Regions from separate parts of the Homo sapiens genome. Here region 2 is linked to region 1. The links are chromatin contacts, found by Hi-C or POLR2A ChIA-PET in ENCODE. All regions are on one chromosome and are shown on one strand. The core of a region is the stretch at or near the end of the contact, and the rest is flanking DNA. Distances in the headings are between cores, read along the strand shown.

Region 1 (3,491 bases), core at 48-2,547:
TCAAACTGTTTTTTCTCTGCTCTCCCACCACCACAACAACAATCATCAACACGGAAGAAGAGGAAGACTTCCGTGACCAAAGTTGTGGTGGATTTACCCCATACGCCAAGCTGCAGACACTGGTGGGTGTTCTCGGCTTCAGTTCTGACTCTGTCCACCTGGAGATAGTGTCAGATCCCACAGGTTGTGGGCCCAGTCCCCAAGGCTACTCCTCACCCACCCCCCAAGCCCCCGGAACACCAGCTGCAAGTCAAGGCTTCTGGAACTTCTGACTGACTGGCTTCAAGTTGGGGTTCCCATGAGCACCTCTTGGGGTTAATTTGCCAGAGTAGCTCACAGAACTCAGGGAAACACATTTACTGGTTTATTACAAAGGTTATTTTAAGGATACAAGTAAACTGCCAGATGCAGAGAACCACAGGCGATTTTGCAGAGATCCATAGGCGATTTGCAGGAGCTTCTGTCCCCATGGAGTTGGGATGTGCCACCCTCCCAGTGTGTGGATGAGTTCTTCACCTCCTGTCAGCCTCCACGTGTTCAGCTCTCTGGAAGCTCCCCAGACCCTGTCCTTTTGGGTTTTTATGGAGGCTTCGCTACATAGGCACGATTGACAACTATGTAGAAATGTGATTGGACAAAAAGCACCTGATCTGAACCCAGCAAGGCCTGTCTGTTCAGACTTTTCTTGGCATTCGTTTCTCTGTGTGGCATTCTTTCCTCTAGAGTAAGAGGCAGGAATGAGGGTCTTTTGGAATAAGGGCCTTTTGACCACAGAGTCCTGCCTTGGACAGGTAAAAGAAGGATAGAAGGTCAGAGAGAGAGATTCTGTTTCCCAAGGCCAAAAGTGCCCCAACATTATAACAAGGACTATGGGAGTTAGGAGCCAGGAACTGTGGATGGAAACCAATAAATATACAGATATATCATAACACCATAACCACACAGCAAAAAAAGAAAAGAAAAAAGGCAAATCCAGCATTCTTTCCAATTAACACATTGTTTTCCCAAGGTCATCTGTGAAGCCTACCACAAACTCCTCCACTAATACCAATAATTCAATATTGATTGTTCATCTCTAGCAGAGAATGATAAATCTGTCATCAAGGGTTCTCACCTTCAGAGAAGCCACGAAACACGAGCCACAGCCTGACTTAACTGTCCTTTTCCTCTCCAGAGTACAGTCAGTGCTCTGTGGCTCAGATATGTGGTCACTAAACTGACTATGTGAGTCAAATAGTGTGTGTTTGTCAGTATTTTCACATGTGGGACAACACTGTCAGGAAGTCATCACCTGGGGAGGAGTCACAGATGACACAGAAGCTCCTCAACGTCAGCCCAGCTCTTGACAGCTGGATTTATCCTTTCCTCCTTCTCCATCCATAGCAGTGATCTCCAGGAATGAGAATGGAAGGTCATGTCCTGTAAATTACTATTGCAGGTGACAATTACACCCAGAGACATTTTTACACATTAGTTGGTATATCACTTTAAAAAAGAATCATTGTGGTAACCCACAGCAGAAAAGGAAACTGATGAAACAAGTGAACTCTTTCCTTATACTACGCTGATTACCATTATGAAAACTAATTATGTAACAGATATTTACAAGGCAATTGACATACATTATTCTAATCCTTAGACTATTATCATTCCCTCCTTTTACAGATGAGAAGGTAGGTTCAATGCCTTGCCTTATAATTGGCAGAGCTGGATGTAGATTTGTTCCTGGCAGGTGGCAAAGCCTGTATTGTGTTCACAGTTCTATGGGGCCTCCTGGTCAGGAGGGTGTTTTCTTGCTATGAGAGCTGCCCTGCCCGCCACTGTCCCCCTCCATTTGAGTAACTTCCCTAGGAATATGAAGAGTGGGGTAGTCATCCCTCTGTCTCAACAGTTGCTTCTGAAAAGCATTGCTGATTGGCCACAAAAAGGAATGAGGTACTGATACAGGTGACAATATGGTCAAACCCCAAAAACATTGTGTTAAGTGAAAGCTTCTATTTATATAAAATGTCCAGAATAGGCCGGGCTCTGTGTCTTCTGCCTATAATCCTAGCATTTTGGGAAGCCAGGTGGGAGGATTGCTTGAGCCCAGGCATTCAAGACCAGCCTGGGCAATGTAGTGAGACCCTGTCCCTACAAAAAAAAAAAAAATCCATAATAGACAAATACATACAGACAGAAAGTAGATTAGTGATTGCCTCTGGCTGTGTGTGTTGGGGGGGAGGGTGGAAATGGGGAGATGAGGAGGTAAAAGGGGTGTAGGGATTCTCTAGAGTAATGAGAATGCTCTAAAATGGATTGTGGTGACGGTTGCACAATTCTGAATATAGTGAAAGCCATTGAATTGTACAACTTAAATGAGTAAATTGTGTATGGTATGGTAATTATATCTCATTAAGGCTGTAAGAGAGCTGGGCATGGAGGCTCAAGCCTCTAGTCCCCACTACTCAGGAGGCTGAGGTGGGAGGATGGCTTGAGCCCAGGAATTCAAGACCAGCCTTGGGCTGGTATTAAATCTGGTTTTTTAAAAATACCAATTGATATCCATTCCGTAACCACCAAATGTACCCGTAACCTAATCTGGAATGGAGGTATTTATTTGCTATCTAGCAGATGAATTTTCTTCCTGTGCTGTGCAACTAATTTGCCATTATGCTGAGAGGGGATTACTATGCTCTGAAATACCACATGTATGAACCGGAGCCCCATGTCATCCAGCCTCTGCACAGCTACATTTAAGAAGTTCTATAACCAAAAATAATTGGAAATGTAAGTCATTTGTTAAAGAATGTCAAAAGGACCCAATTCACAATCACAATGCATAGTTTCTGAAAAATCTTCAGTTCAGCCTCTCTTGCTCAGTCTTCCACACCTGTCCCAGCAGGTATGTCTCTCAAACCTCTCTCCCATCTCATGTGTTCTGCCCCACACCCAAGCAGTTTTCTCTCTTTTCAGTGCCACCATGTCACTTCTTCAACATTACGGCTCTTTCCACCCATCATGTAAGTTAATTTAACTTCAGGTTTAAGCACAAAGTTGCTTCCTGCACACACTCTCCCTGAGGAAGGGAAGGCAGTGTATTCCCCTTAATTAATTTATTTTTTAACCCTGATATTTACAGAGTGTAGGTGCTTTATGGAGGGGCAGTTTGGGAACACTTTTTGGGAAATACAGTTCACACCATATTTCTAAACAGAACATCTTGAGATTAAGGAAATGCTGTGGGAACTTCCAAAGCAGCAGGAGTGATCTCAAAAGAAAGCACTAGAGGCATTTGTGAGCAGAATGCTCCAAGGGCAGCATCCACCAAGCAAGGTGGGCCTCATGGGCCAAGATCTGTGTCTTCACACGGGGCCCTGAGCCCAGAAGGGTGCCGTCTTTTTATTTTATTATTATTATTATTATTATTATTATTATTATTATTTTTTTTTTTTGAGATGGAGTCTTGCTCTGTCGCCCAGGCTGGAGTGCAGTGGCGTGATCTCGGCTCA
Region 2 (3,491 bases), core at 565-3,064, 77 kb before region 1:
GGCTGACAGTCTGACTGCTGCCTCACGAGAGACCCTCAGCCAGGACTACCCAGCTAAGCCACTTCTGGACTACTAGCCTCAGAAACTGTGTGAGATAATAAACAGTTGTTGTTTTTCACTTCTGACTTGGGGGTAATTTATTAATGCAGCAATAGATAACTGACATAAAAGAAACCAAAGCTAGAAAAGCTTACATTTGCAAAAGTTGTAATTAATAAAACTGGGTTAGCTGGCTTTTAGGAAGTAAAGAAAAAGATAATTAAAACTTATAAAACTTAATTTCCTGCACCTACTTTTATTTTCTTTCCTTGTCTATACTGAATGTGACCTCATAACAGTGTCTTTTTCTTCTACCACCCACCAATGCAAAGAAACAAAACAAGATTACAAGTAAAAAGGAAACAGTGTAAATAACAGTAATCTTAATACATCAAAGGTACTAAACTTTCTAGGAAAAAAAATAATGTTCATGAAAGTCACAGCACAAAGATACTAAATAAAAGCAAAATTAAAAATGAGTAAATATTTATTGTATACCTAGCACATTTGAGGGCCTCGAGAAGCCCTAGAAAATCTTTAGTAAATATAGTAGAGCCTCTCAGAATTTTAAACTCTTGCCAAGGGAGGACATTCATATTCATTAATCCTTTATGTCGAGGCCAAGTTAGTACAGGACGGATGAAGTTCAGAATTTTTCTGAAATCTGTGATACATGTTGGTAGGAAAGGTGGAAAATGGGATAAGCACTCTTGCTGAAGCCAGCAAATTCATAACACTGTATTTTAATGTCCCCACATTTACCATTCATCTGCCAGGAGAGTTTTACATCACAACTTTAAAATACAAAGATTCTGATTTCCCAAGTTTCGATGTGACAGGAAAAAGTTGCAACAATGACAAAAGAGAACAAGTAATAAATCTAAAAAATATAGGAGTTTTGGCTATCCTGGCTTTAAATTTGAATGTCCTATAGCCACCACCAATTTTATATGTCCCAAATCCCTTCTGACACAAAATCTACTCCTCTGCCAGTCCCCACAGTTTCCCCATCTCAAAGATGGTAAACCAGTCTTACTGCCTACCACCATCCATCTGGTTACTCAGGACAAAAACTTTGCAGTTTCTTAGCATCATTCTTAAGGGCCCTAGGATTTTCAGAATGGTAAATGGGCACTGGCTTCAACGTAAAGTTGTCAGCTGCATTGGCCCCTAACAAGAGTCAGCCAGGCACTGACTTCTCTCTAGCTATCAAAGTTCTAGATGACATCTTCTTCCAATAGAAGGCTGTTTCATCTACACTGAAAAATCTGTTTATTATAGCCATTTTCTTTAATTATCTTAGCTAGATCTTTTATTGCTTTTTTGTTTTGAGACAAGGTCTGTCTCTGTTACCTAGGCTGGAGTGCAGTGTCATGATCTCGCTCACTGCAACCTCCGCCTTCCAGGTGTAAGCAATTCTCCCACCTCAGCCTCCCGAGTGGCTGGGACTACAGGCAGGTGCCACTGTGCCTGGCTAATTTTTTGTATTTTTTGCAAAGACGGGGTTTCACCATGTTGCCCAGGCTGGTATCAAACTCCTAAGCTCAAGCAATCCTCCTGCCCTGGCCTCCCAGAGTGGTGGGATTATAGACACCATGATCAATTACGAGCCACCATGCCTGGCATTAGCTAGATCTTCTGGATGACTTGCTGCAGCTTCTCCACTAGTACTTGCTGCTTCACTTTGCACTTTTATGTTACAGAGACAGCTTATTTCCTTAAACCTCATGAACCAACTTTTCTTCCGCAGCTTCCTCACCTCTCTGTCTTCACAGAAATGAGGCGAGTTAGGGCCTCACTCTGGATTAGGCTTTGGCTTAGGGGCATGCTGTGGCTGGTTTGATCTATCCAGACTACTATAACTTTCTCCATCTCAGCAATAAGGCTGTTTTGCTTTCTTATCATTCGTGTGTTCACTGAAGTAGCATTTTTAATTACCTTCAAGAACTTTTCTTCTGCATTCGCAACTTGGTTAACTGGCACAAGAGGCCTAGCTTTTCAGCCTATCTCAGCTTTTGATATGCCTTCCTCATTAAGTAAAATCAATTCTAGCTTTTGATTTAAAGTGAGAGACATGTGACTCTTCCTTTCACCTGAACACTTAGAGATCACTGTAGGGTTATTAATCAGCCTAATTTCAATATTGTTGTGTGTCACTGTTCTTTCACTTGAACACTTAGAGACGATTGTAGGGTTATTAATCAGCTTAATTTCAATATTGTTGTGTCTCAGGGAATAGGGAGGCCCAAAGAGGGAGTGGGGAGGTGGGAGAGGAAGAGGGACAGGGAGGGAGGGAGGGAGGGAGGGAGAGAGTGAGAGAGAGAGAGAGAGAGAGAGAGAGAGGAATGGCCAGTCGGTGGAGCAGTTGGAATACACATGACATTTATCAATTAAGCTCAACTTCTTATAGTGGCATAATTTGTGGCACCCCAAAACAATTATAATAGTTTTTTTTTCCTTTGCAATGCAAGGGCTCTTTATTGTCAGTGAGACCACCAGGCTAGATGAGCACTGAGGCTCCAGGGGGACCCCAGGCCCTCTTCAGTGGGAGAAGGCAAAGGTGGGTTTCGGGCCTCAGAATGGTCCTTGGCTCACGTAGCACCATGTAAATACAGAGCTAAAAACTTCCTGGATGTCTCCCACTGGAAACCAGTCAGCCCAACGCATTCCACAACCACCCTCTTTTTTTTTTTTTTTTTTTTTTTTTGAGACGGAGTCTCGCTCCGTCGCCCAGACTGGAGTGCAGTGGCGCGATCTTGGCTCACTGCAACCTCTATCTCCCAGGTTCAAGCAATTCTCCTGCCTCCATCTCCTGAGTAGCTGGGATTACAGGCACGTGCCACCATGCCTGGCTAATTTTTTGTTGTTTTTTTTTTTTGAGACGGAGTCTCGCTCTGTCACCCAGGCTGGAGTGCAGTGGCGCAATCTCGGCTCACGGCAAGCTCCGCCTCCCGGGTTCATGCCATTCTCCTGCCTCAGCCTCCTGAGTAGAGTAGCTGGGACTACAGGCGCCCGCCACTACGCCCAGCTAATTTTTTGTATTTTTAGTAAAGACGGGGTTTCACCACGTTAGCCAGGATGGTCTCGATCTCCTGACCTCGTGATCCACCCACCTCAGACTCCCAGTGTTGGGATTACAGGTGCGAGCCACTGGGCCCGGTCCCACCTTCTTTTTTATCACTGGGAGACACCAAAAATGCTGAGAGAGTAGCTGGCATGATTCCACCCAGACCAAACTCTTGCCACACTTGTTAAGAGGCCAGGTCTGTGGTGTTCTACTGTAACACCAGGAAATGGAATGCACGTCCGTCTGTGCATGTACTCTGCACAACCACGGGCTGCTCCGAGATCTTGGTGTCATTGCCACAGAGGAGCTGGGCCTGAGCCAGGGCAATGCCAAAAGCAAACAGGATCATCTTGGCCCACAGCTGATCTGGTTGAAGGCTATGTGG

The links. Hi-C counts contacts between places; a loop is a spot of excess contacts on that map. ChIA-PET counts read pairs that join two places held with the same protein, here RNA polymerase II (POLR2A). Pooled maps may share reads with other maps.
Region 2: a pooled map shows a loop between it and region 1 (3-fold over the local background). The contact joins two enhancer-like sites. A Hi-C loop is called at or near these places in 4 of 168 maps with a recorded cell type or tissue (A673, CD4-positive, alpha-beta T cell, endothelial cell of hepatic sinusoid and 1 more) and 12 of 50 pooled maps. POLR2A ChIA-PET finds 5 or more read pairs at or near these places in 9 of 52 experiments (CD4-positive, alpha-beta T cell, CD4-positive, alpha-beta memory T cell, HEK293 and 4 more).

Annotation. Positions count from the first base shown.
Region 1 is chr18:58,613,642-58,617,132 of GRCh38, reverse strand. All of the region lies in intron 1 of ALPK2 (alpha kinase 2), which reads left to right. Among named protein-coding and RNA genes, the nearest start is that of ALPK2, 14 kb to the left of the region's middle. RefSeq lists an enhancer at 1,521-1,590. Within about 2 kb of position 1,297, at least 9 of the 41 ENCODE cell types and tissues checked have a DNase peak (open chromatin) inside an H3K27ac peak, as active enhancers do; they include CD4-positive, alpha-beta T cell, where a contact is called at or near this core.
Region 2 is chr18:58,691,299-58,694,789 of GRCh38, reverse strand. The region is part of intron 2 of MALT1 (MALT1 paracaspase); the gene reads right to left. The region is part of intron 2 of LOC105372146 (a long non-coding RNA gene); the gene reads left to right. It also overlaps the pseudogene MRPL37P1. Among named protein-coding and RNA genes, the nearest start is that of MALT1-AS1, 21 kb to the right of the region's middle. Within about 2 kb of position 1,814, at least 3 of the 41 ENCODE cell types and tissues checked have a DNase peak (open chromatin) inside an H3K27ac peak, as active enhancers do; they include CD4-positive, alpha-beta T cell, where a contact is called at or near this core.